Linked DNA regions of Homo sapiens: region 2 is linked to region 1. A link is a contact called in ENCODE Hi-C data. All regions are on one chromosome and are shown on one strand. The core of a region is the stretch at or near the end of the contact, and the rest is flanking DNA. Distances in the headings are between cores, read along the strand shown. Region 1 holds the start of SC5D (sterol-C5-desaturase). Region 2 holds the start of BLID (BH3-like motif containing, cell death inducer).

Region 1 (5,948 bases), core at 961-3,460:
TAGGGGTGAAGACTGCCAAGGGAGGTGGTGTAGCAGGGACAGGGTACTACGTAATATCAGATAACATAAACATTTAATAATTGAAAAGGATATTGCTATATCACTAAAGGTTGGTAACAGCTGATGAGCCAATCTACATGTTCCCCACAGTGCCATGTGGCCCTACTTCAATACAATACCTAGAATAGTATCGTGCAACCAAAAAGAACACAAACATGTTTGATTGCTGTGAGGTTTAGAGACTAAGTAGACTTTTGACATTTGACCCAAGAAAGGTACTCAATAAAATAGCATCTATATGATTATCACTGTTAAGGCCGTCAAAAATGCGTCAAAATTACTTCAATAGAAGATAAAATAGGTGCCACTTGATTTTTGTTTGAAAAATAACTGACAGTAGTTGATAGTAATATTTAATATATACTAGGTAATATAAATATTTTAAATATATTAACTAATTTTCCCTTTCAAGAAGCCTCAAAGGTAGGTACTAGTATTATTTTATAGATGAAGAAGCTGGGCACAGAAATTTTAAGTAACTTGCATAGGGTCATAAGAGTAAATAAATGCTGGAGCTAGGATTCAAATACACACAATCTAGTTGCAAAGTACGTGAACTTCTGCCAAGTTCTATAGCCTCTTCACCACTACTTCAAGTCGTCAACTCCTGAATTTTTAAAAATGTTCAGTGCCTCTACAAGCTCATATAATTTTAAGGGGTTATAAGCCCTGAAGTTAGGGGTCCCAAGGACCCTAAATTAAGTACCACTGCTTCAAACAGAAACTTAAATACTTTGTCCTTGCAGAATTAAAGAAACTTCTTCTTAAAACTCAGTTATAATAACAATATTAGGCTTAGAACAACTCAGTCTACCATTATCTTTTTGCCCTACTTTAAAAGTATAGAAAATGATAGCTAATATTTATTGAGAACCAGGTATTATTTTTGTATAACCTCATCTAATCCCTATACCTCTATGAGATAGGTACTTCTATGCTCCCCACTTTATAGATAGGGAAACTGAGGTCAGAGTATTTAAATAACTTGTTCAGTAGCAAGCAACAATAACAGAAAAAACCAGCTGGGATGTACATTCCACAACCTTTCTCTTTGCTACCACGTTATGTTATCTCTCAAGATGTTTTATATGCAGATGAGGGATTCTGAGTACCACCCCATGCTAATTAATTACATTACATAACGAATGGAAAAGCACTCTGTAAATGATCAAGGATCAGTTATTATTTACTAGGTATCAATCATTAGAAACTTTAAAAAATGATAGTGATATAAAGACAAATAACTTCCAGAGGGTTTCCTCTAAAAGTACCGAGCTGCCACAAACTTTCCAGTTTGGAAACTCTATGTACTGAGGTCTTGTTTTCTTCACTTACACCACCTCCAAATCTACTCTGCTGTAACACAGGGATGTCAGTATACATTATTTTTCCTTTTATGATGCAAAAGGAACAGATTATTTCCCTTTTCCTTTCAGTCTCCTCAGCCCCAGATTGCTGTCCCTTCATTCTAATTACGCCGCAGCAACAGAGGCTTGCAATGGTCAGGAGTTCTGATACCGACCAGTTCTTCAGCCTGATTCTTCTGGCCTTTAAAAGAAAAAAACCCTCCCAGAACGAAGGGAAAAGTAAAGCATTCGTGTTCAGCAGCCAGACCAGAATTCCCTTGAGTAAGAGATCTGCAACACCCAACATCAAACACTGCATTTTCTTTAAGCCCGTCCACGGTCGGCTCCTTCAAGTCCAGGCCTCCCTATCGGCCCCGCGATCCCTCCCAGCGCGAGCGGAAGGCCCCTCCGCCCGGACTCCCAGGTGGCGCAGCCCTCCAGGCCCCGAGGTCCCCCGGCCCAGCCCTCGCCGCCAGTCTTCGGGATGCCAGGCTACCTGCCAGCCTCTCCTCTCACTCGGCGCAGGACTCGGATCCGTATGCTACCGCGATCCTACCATCCGCCCAACGCCTAGCACCCAGAGGGCACTCGCTAACCAACCGCGGCGCGGAGAAAAGCCGTGCTGCGAGGACACCTTCCGCCTCGCCCACCCGAGTCCCAGGCGCTGAAGTCTCTCCATCTTCTTTTATTCCATCGCCCCCCGGCCCAGCCCGCTCAGGTGTATTCCGCTTCCTTCCCCGCCCACCCACCGTCCCCACCTGGAGGTGGTCCGCCGCCGCTCCGCACGCCACTGCTCTGCAAACTGTCCTAGCAGCTGGGCAGCCAGCAAGCGGGCCGGGAGGCTGGAGCGGCCAGCCAATCAGCGACCGGCGCCATAAGCTGATATGACGGCAGATCGCGCGAAGGGCCTGCGCGCAGCTCTCCGCGGTCACGTGGGCGCCGCGCGCTCGGCCACGCCCCCTTTGTCCTCTGACTAAGGGGAGGGCGGGCGCCCCATCCGAGTACCTTTGCGGTGGAGGATGCGGTTTCGGGTTTTGCGTTTGTTTCTTTGCTTTCTTTTTAAACTAGCTCTTGTGTCATTCATGGTGGTACCAGGCAGGTTTACGGTGTTTATACAAACATTCCTAGAACGGGTGCCCTGCGTTGAGGGAAATAGACGACACTTCCTTTGACGCGAATGTCTGGGTCGTTTTCTCCCTCAAGGGAGGAGGTGCAGATGTTCCCAAACAGGTGCTCAAGGTTTTAAGACGTAGTCCCCCCGATTTTCTAGCGCTGAATGGCTGGAGGCTCCGCGAGCCGGTGTATGTAGGGGTCTAAATGGTGACAAGATGAGGGTAAACATGGACAGAAACCTTTTCACGATACAAGTTGTTGAAAACCAAGGTTAACGCAGATCTAATTGGCTTTGATTTGCTACACATGAATCGAGCAGCTCCGATTTCCTGAAACAGAGCTGAGCAGAGGAGGGTGGCTTCACAGGCAGAAGAGGACGGAGGAAAGCAGAAATAAGGAACCAAAAGATCTGTCGTTTCAGAGTGACTTTCCTTAAACAGAGATTAAAACAGAGGGGACTGACTTGTGATACCAGCTCAGCAACTTCAAAGTGGCAAACTGGGCCACTTTACCTATTACATAAATAATATGGGGAATACATGACAGAAATGAGGGATTTTTAAGGGAAAAAAATAACATGATTCGATCTGCCTTCAAAAGACTTTTCCGGTAGTTAAACTTCAAATGTACATAGGATACTGGACAAAGTTCAAATGAATTTAAAATAGTGTAGGTGGTTTTTTTAAAAAAGACTCATTATATAAATAAAAATAAATTTTAAAAAGTTTTGAGTGTCTACTTCGTTTAACACATCGTACTGAACACCGGGAATGGAAAGAGATGTTACAATAATGACAAAGACATGGTTCCCAACCTTAAAAAGCTTATGTGCTGTGGGAGAAATGGGCATGTATAAATAACTATGTTGCTTATTACAAGGACAGGAAATAAACAGTAATTGGTGGTATAGGCTGAGCACAGAGACAAAATGGCTATTCTGATGAGGGAAATTAGGGAAGGAACATTGTTTTGCCCAATGAAATGATTTGAATGGACACTTTAAAATGTTATTGAGCATAGATGATAAAACATTTATTAAACGAATAAAAGCTCAAAAGTGAAATGTTATAAGCAAACATCAAATATCCTGAATCTCTAGAATTTTATTGTTGAATATGCCTTAGCTATTACAAGTGGTCTTTATTCTTGGTGACTTAGGGATTCCCAAGAAATTTGCAATCACTCCTGACAACTCAAAGTAGTAATAAGTTAACCTCAAGAGAACAATCTTGTTTAAAAATAAATTTAAGTGTATTTTTTAATTATTATTTAAGTTCTGGGATACATGTGCAGAACGTGCAGGTTTGTTACATAGGTATACATGTGCCATGGTGGCTTGCTGCACCTTCCAACCCGTCATCTAGGTTTTAAGCCCTGCATGCATTAGTTATTTGTCCTAATGTTCTCCCTCCCCTTGCCCTCCACCCCCTGACAGGCCCCGGTGTGTGATGTTTCCCTCCCTGTGTCCATGTGTTCTCATTGTTCAACTCCCACAGTTGAACAACTCCCACATACTCAATGAGAATATGTGGTGTTTGGTTTTTTGTTCTGTGTTATTTTGCTGAGAATGATGGCTTCCGGCTTCATCCATGTCCCTGCAAAAGACATGAACTCATTCTTTTTTTTATGGCTGCATAGTATTCCGTGGTGTATAAGTGTATTAATAGCACATCCTGGGGTGCAGCATTCCTACATGTCTTTTCTATCCAGGCACACTGATGGATCAGGGTAATTTATTTATTCATTGTTTGCAAGGGTCTATGGTACCAACCAGCCAGTACCAAGGAATTCAGAGATAAGCCACAATACCTGCCTATGTGTCTGGATGGAACATGAACATGGAAACAAACCATTTAATCATTAAATTACTCAATTTATTTACTCAATAAATCATTATGTAATGGTGATAAGTGTCAGGCACTGTCATATGCACAGGAGATATACTGATAATCAAAACAAAGTCTGCTCTAATGAAGCTTACACACTAGTAAGGAGACAGAAAACTGATAATAAATAAATAGATATATAATACAATGTCGGACAGTGCTATGAAGAAAAAGAAAATGGGGTAAGAGAATCAAAATTAACGGAAGCTGTTAACTTCAGACAGCATGGTCAGTCAGTTTCTCTGAGAGGGCTACATTTGACCTGAACAGAGTTAGAAGTCCTCATTCACTTGGAAGATTCTAAACTGAGATTGAGTTTGAATTTTTTTCAATGAAATGTTGCCTTTCAATGCATCAATAATTTATCAGCCCACGTTCATTATATAACATTATACTTTAATGAGAACACTAAGCACTAAACTGTTTAAAGACCTTTGTCTTTACAAAGGTACTACAAAGGAAACTACAAAGACTGTAGTTTCTGAAGTTAGGAAATGAAGACCCTTTCTTTCTGCATTCGTCCGTTTGCATTGCTATAAAGGAATACCTGATACTGGGTAATTTACAAAGAAAAGAGGTTTATTTTGGCTCACAGTTTTGCAGGCTGTACAGGAAGTGTGGTGCTGGTATCTGGTTCTGGTGAGAGGACCTCAGGAAGCTTACAATCCTGGTGGAAGGCAAAGGGGGAGCAGGCCTATCGCATGAAGAGAGGGAGCAAGAGAGAGGGAGGAGGCTCTCTCTTTTAAACTCAGGCTCTTTTAAACAGCCAGATCTCATGTGAACTCATAGAGTGAGAACTCACTTTACTGTGAGGACAGCACCAGGACATTCATGAGGGATCTGCCCCCAACACCCAAACACCTCCCACTCAGTCCACCTCCAACATTGGAGGTCGCATTTCACCACGTGATTTGGAGGGGAGGAAACATCCAAATCATGTCACTTTCTAACTGGTTTTCAGATGTGTAAAACAGAACAGCCTTCTTAATGAAATGTTGTCACTGAATGCATCAGTAATGTATCAACCTCTCTTCATTACATCACACTGGACTGTACTAAGAACACTAGGCACCAAGCTATTTAGAGTGAATGTTTCTGATGAACTCGTTGGGCCACTGGCTCACAAGCATCTGTTTGCATGAATTTATTTTTTAGGGAGAAGAGAATCTTCATGAAAAAGGTGGATGCACAAGTGTCCAAAAGTAGATTACAGGAAGAGAAAGTGTTTATTCCTTAACCTGGCCCCATGGATTCTATTTTAATTTATAGTATGATACTTTAAACTACAAATAAAATCTTAAACCCCCCAGCAGACTGAACAGACCACCTCTTGGCCAAAGGGATTCCAGAAAAGCCTTAAAAACTTAGTTCCCAGCCATGATGAGATGAGGTCAGACAGGCCTCATTATACCCCCTCCCTTTTTAGACACGACTGACCGGCATTGATGTTAAAACAGAAATCATAAAACTGGCAGAACAGATTCTTTGTGGCGATACAATACCAAATTATAAATAGGACCTAAGGTCGTGCCAGGCGAGGGTT
Region 2 (5,948 bases), core at 1,334-3,833, 820 kb before region 1:
TAGATAATGAATTGAATTACCCTAATAAATATAGTGCTATTTAGGTTTTCTGTTATATCTGTGTCAGTTTTAGTAGGTTGTATTTTTCAGTGAATTTGTCCATTTTATCTAAGTTACTAACCTAGTTATTTTTGTATATCTAGCCTAGATATTTTCTCCTCTGTGAAACCTTCCCTGACACTACCAACAAAAGTGATTTCTTGTCCTTCGAGTTACTTCTTTACTCAGTATCATTTGTTCTCTCCATCTTCTGTTGAAGTTTGTTCACATGTCTCTTCCTGTACTAAATTAAGGGCCTAGGCTGGGCGTGGTGGCTCACACTTGTAATCCTTGCACTTTGGGAGGCCGTGGCAGGTGGATCACCTGAGATCAGGAGTTCAAGACCAGCCTGGCCAACATGGTAAAACCTTGTCTCTACTAAAAATACACAAATTAGCTGGGCATGGTGGCGGGTGCCTGTAATCCCAGCTACTCAGGAGGCTGAGGCAGGAGAATCACTTGAACCCGGGAAGCAGAGGTTGCAGTGAGCTGAGGTTGCGCCACTGACCTCCAGCCTGGGTAACAAGAGCAAGACTCTTGTATAAAAAACAAAACAAAACAAAACAAAACAAACAAAAAAAACCAGAAGAAGAAAAAAAAAAGAAAAAGAAAAAAAATTAAGGGCCCTGGAGTTCAATAATTGCATCTTATACATCTTTGGGTCTTTGCCACCTTGTATGGTGCCTGGTATATAATTAGATCACCCCTTCTCCCAAATGTTTAAATAACCAAATTATTCCACTTAACCTTGTCTAATGTATAGTGACCCAGCATGTTTCTAGCTTTCTCAGTAGATTATGAGTCTCTTTTATAAAAATGGTATGCATTATTTATTCTTCATATTCCATGTCTCACATTATAATAAATTTTAAAAACTGTTAAATTGAATAGATTTGCCACAAAGTACAGAAAATTAGTATTCTATAAACTCAAAGAGAAGAGGCCAAATAGAAATCTGGAAAGCATTCATCAATAAAGAGAGGAAAAAAACATTGCAAAGTTCTTACTATATACCAGATCTTGTGATAATTTATATTCCTTCCCTCATTAATCCCCCAAATAATTGAGCAAAGAAGATATTATGGTCCCCATTTTACAAATAAAGAATCTGATGTTCAGTAAGGTTAAGTACTCTGCCCAAGTTCAGAGTTATTAAGCAGCGGACTTTGGTTTGAAATCTATATTGAATGATCCCATTATCCACATCCTTACTTTTATGCATTCAGTTTTCCACAAGACACTTGATGGAATTTCTTATACTACCTATAAATTTTGCTAGAGTAGAACATTCTGTGTTCCCCCTAATTGAATGTTACAGGCCCCTCTGTAAATTTAGGAAAGTTCCAAAGTGTTCCCTGGATACTTGTTCTGCCTCTAGCATGAAATGTACAAAAGTAGCAGAGAAGATCCAAACCAGACTTTGCTCTCAGAGTAGGCTGCATAACTCCCTCTTGTCTTCTCCACTGGTCTACATCAGTCTTTTGTCTACAACCCTGACTTTTTTAAAAATGGTATTGGATGCTACCATTATGGTTATGGTTAACTGGGGGCATCATTGGTGCCTGAGTTTCTACTCAAATAACATAAGGGAAATCAAGAGACCAAGGCCATGATGACTCAAGCAGTCTCCATGGCTTGGTGGTAAAGGAGTGAATCCTTCCTTACAGCTGATCTTGCCTTTGTATATGTCACATATTGGTCCTGATTAGAAAGGTCTATAGGCTAATTTGTGCAAGACACATTCCTTCTCATTATACCATGATACAGGCCATGTGAAACACCAGATTCAATCTTATAGCCTCTCTGCTGCTGCTAAGTAAGAAACTTCTACTTTTAGTGTCTTTTCTCTCTCAACACAAAAATACTCTGTAAGTCACCCAGATCTGGGTTGCCCATGATTACCAGGCTTTTCCCAATTAGAAATATGACTCATGTTCCATTTTACCAATACATCTCAGGCACAGAACTAGCAAGGAAAGACAAAATTAAAATGTTTCTGTAATTCCAGCCCATCAATTGAAACAAGATGTTTCTGAACTTTTCCCAATGTGAAGAACAAAAAGTAATAGCATTTTGTTTATTTATTTGTGTACAACACTGTGGTCAGGAACTTGTTGCTTCCCCAGGGAAATTGCTTGCAAGCATCACTGAGAAGAGGACTTAACAATTCACACTGATCATTCCCTGTGGTCTGCCATGGCGAGGGTGATACTTTCATGTTTTATAAGCACCAGACAAGAGAGCTGGATCAATTTTCTCTCTCGATATTCTAGTCTCTGTTGAAACGACTCCCTCAGACATCAGCAGCTCCGGGTTCTTTCTAAAAAATAAAGTAAGTACTCTTAGGTCTGTTCACAGTAAGGGACAAGAAGTCCAAAACATATCCCTGCCTTTTACAATTCAGAAATCAACGTGGAGATCTTTCCTACTTTTAGGCAGTACATACAGCTTCGCTGAGGTCTGTGTGTCAAACTTACTGAGAGGAGGACATCGTGGAGACTTATCGTTAATTAGCAATGCTTATGCATGCAAACCTTGGTCAGATGATGTTGTGTTTGGAGAAAAGAGAGAAGAGAATTGAATAAGTACATGACCCCTTGGAAGCTGTTTTCAGTTGAGGATTTTGGTGAGTAGCCACTTGAAATCAAGGGAAATTCCATGAATAGCAGGAGCTGGGAAGAAAGGAAGAGGAGGAAGGATCCCACCACTTTTTTCTTCCCATCTAACACCGTGCTTATGCAAAGCATAGTCCATATGAGATCTGCCTTATAAAAACTTGCTGAATAAAGCGAATGGAAGTTAAATTTTGGACTTTCTTCCATAATAGCTTCAAATTATGGTGACTTTGTTGCCTATAGAGGGCCAGGAAATACATTTCTTTGAGATCCTAGAATCTGAGTGTGTGCTCTACACAGGATGGATAGAGCGAGCCTCTGGCAGTTCCATTTATCCAGAGGCAAAAGCACGCCTGCCACTGGAGGCGCTCTTGGGTTCCAACAAAGAACCTATGTTGCCTAAGGAAACAGTGCTTTCTCTTAAAAGGTACAATCTTGGCTCCTCTGCCATGAAGCGGAATGTTCCTGGACATGTGCTTCAGAGACCTTCCTATTTAACCAGGATACAAGTTACATTGTTATGCAATTCCTCTGCTGAGGCCCTGTAAAAGGAGTGAGTTAGGACAGATGCAGCAAGATATTAGGACAGATTTCGCCCATTATTCAGGCTGCACAACACAGAAGGAAACTTGATTTCAATAAGACCCAATTCTTAACAGTCTTTTCTACCCACTTTTACCCATAACTTTTCCAAATTTGGTTCAAATTGTGCAGAGAAACAATAAAATTTTTAAAAAGGATAAACTGGCTAGTTAAAAGTAAATGGCATTTAATTAAAACAAATCTTGCAAATTCATGAAAAAACAAAAAGCTATGTGATGGTAAACCTTAGGGCAGCGTACAGTGCCACTGTCCTTTGCAGTTTTGAGTGTATTTCATTTGTACATTGGAAGTAGGTACTTGTCATATTATTAACAATTACTCTACTTAGTTGTACACTCAGCATTTGGCATCAGAATAATCTTGTGTAGTCACAGGGTTTTCATTTTCTTTCTGTATTTTTTAAGCATGTTTCTGAGTGGTGGTTCACATAAGCTTTCAATTTTAAATAACACAATCCATTTATTTCACTAGGCGTCTTTATTTGCTTAAAGTGAAGAATCAGAGATTGTCATTGTGTTGTAAATAAGTCTAACCTTTCTTTCCCTTTACAAAAAAAAAAACCTGTGGAACTGAAAGAAATAGAAATTCCAGTAATCTTTTATGAACTCTGTTATTAGAGTGAGTAGAACTAAATCTGTGGGGAAAAAAGGAAAAGGAAATGGAAAAGGTGTTTCAGAGCTTTTACTTTAAGCTATTCTAGTGTCCCCTTCTCTGCTTTCTTTCCACTACCCTGACCCATACCTACCCACAGTGAGAACTGAGCCCGCAGGGCAGCTCAGAAGCTGGGAGGAGAGAAAGAGTGAGAATCTGAGTTATTTTTCCTCAGTGATCTTAAAAGCTCCAGGCAGAAAAGACCCTGCCTATAGAACCTCCCTTTTGCATTTCTCAATTGCATCGGAGAAACTCCTAAATTGCATCAGTGATCCTGAAGCTGTTAAAGTAAAGAATTTTCTGTAGAAGAAAGAAAAGAGAAAGAGAAAGAAAAGGCAAAAACTTAATCATGCCTGGGATCTTTTGAGGTAGAAAAAACTGACAAGAAACAAACTTTCCTTATATTCTAGTGTGTTGGAAAACAGTGGAAGGACTGTTTGCCAAATTGTCTTAGCGGTTCTCAAAGATGGCTGGCCAAATCATAAGAGAATACGCTTAGGTTCGTGTAGTTCTGAGTCCAGCATTGTGGGTGAAGCACAGGTTTCAGCGTAAAGAAATCTGCTGTCTAGAAACCATGGGAAGTATGTCATCCTCTCTTTTCTTTACCATATAGAGATCCTTCATGGATATGCTGTTGTTTGAAGAAAATTTTGTTTAGGAAGTAAGAAAAATATAATTAACATTGCCCTAAAGAAGCAAAGCTCTTTATTTTCATTTTCACTTCCTTTTGCTTTTGCATTGAAGAGTTAAGACAACATTTCAGCAGAGAAATGTGGAGAAGGGTAAAGAGAAATCAATAAAGTTATTCTGTGACTTTCCCCAGGAGGGAGCAGTGTTAATCGAGAATGGCTTGCTTGGCTATATATCAAGTCCGAGAACAGAGCAGCAGTTGATTGTGAAACAGATTTCCCAGCTAGACTGGAAGAGATATAAATACATACTTATCTATCATATACATATAGACATATATATACACACATACACATTATACATACACATACACATATATATAATTTTTATAAGAACAGTGTCTATGTGTGTGTATATACACTATTATAAACATTTAAATATAAATTATATGTATTATATATGTGTGTGCGTGTGTGTCTTTGTGTGATTTAAAAAGTAGATAAGAATAATTTCTTCAGATAATTGGTAACGCCAGACAAAACTCTTCGAATAATATTTCATATATATTGATCTGGGATCGTTTTACATTTTATAAGTTTCTCTCAAAAGTTTTTTGATGACTAGAGAAGGAAATTAATATGCAAGAGCCTCAAGTGACAGACAATGGAATGGAAACCGGATTTCTTGACCCAAGGCCAGCGAAAGCATCTTGACCGCAGGAAATCTTCTAAAGAGCCTCTATGGGTCATTCATGCAGTTACTTTTTCTAGCAATAAACATTACAGAAATTTTGAGCAGGTCTGATTGCAGCAGAGGTCATGAGACTGAAGCTGGCTCTGGGGCTGCCCAGTTTTATTGGGCTGTGGCACCATGCTCATTGGAAGCAGTGGTGATTTCTTTGTTGACAAATTCAGACAACATAATTGGGTGGGAAGTTGGCTTCGCCATCACAGTGTGGTCTTGAATGAGTTATCTATCTTTCCTGGGCTTCAGTTTTCCTTTCTATGAAATGGGATGAATAATTCTTGTCCCTTCACAACAACATGCTTTCTTGTTGCCCAAAAACCTTGTCAAATTTTCTTGGTTTCATCAAGCATCGGGAGATGTGTAGATAGCTAAATGGGAATCCCCTTTTCATGACCCAATCTGCTATGATGAATTTCACTGTGCTGAGACTCTTCACATCTCCCTTCTCCCATTGTGTATATTCAGACTCTATTTTTTCTTCAACATCAGCTAAGATGCTGTATTTATTTTCTAAATCCAAATTCCATCTAAATCGTAGCTGTTAAGAAAATATTCTTGTAAGAGAATGGAATCTAGACAGAGAGAGGAACTATGCAATTCTAGAATTTCCCTGGAGGGAACTTGAAAGTTCATCTAGTGTAATCCTCTCATTTTATAGTTGAG

What was found. Hi-C counts contacts between places; a loop is a spot of excess contacts on that map. Pooled maps may share reads with other maps.
Region 2: a loop to region 1 is called in a pooled map of heart left ventricle, with 2.3 times the contacts of the local background. The contact joins the promoter of BLID here to the promoter of SC5D in region 1. A Hi-C loop is called at or near these places in 2 of 168 maps with a recorded cell type or tissue (chondrocyte and sigmoid colon) and 4 of 50 pooled maps.

Annotation. Positions count from the first base shown.
Region 1 is chr11:121,289,033-121,294,980 of GRCh38, reverse strand. It overlaps SC5D (sterol-C5-desaturase), which reads right to left and starts at 2,210. Exons shown (of 5, transcript NM_006918.5): 1 at 2,165-2,210. RefSeq lists a silencer at 2,199-2,248 and an enhancer at 2,419-2,468.
Region 2 is chr11:122,112,850-122,118,797 of GRCh38, reverse strand. It overlaps BLID (BH3-like motif containing, cell death inducer), which reads left to right and starts at 2,583. Exons shown (of 1, transcript NM_001001786.3): 1 at 2,583-3,458. The coding sequence starts at 2,876. The coding sequence ends at 3,202. The region is part of intron 4 of MIR100HG (mir-100-let-7a-2-mir-125b-1 cluster host gene); the gene reads left to right.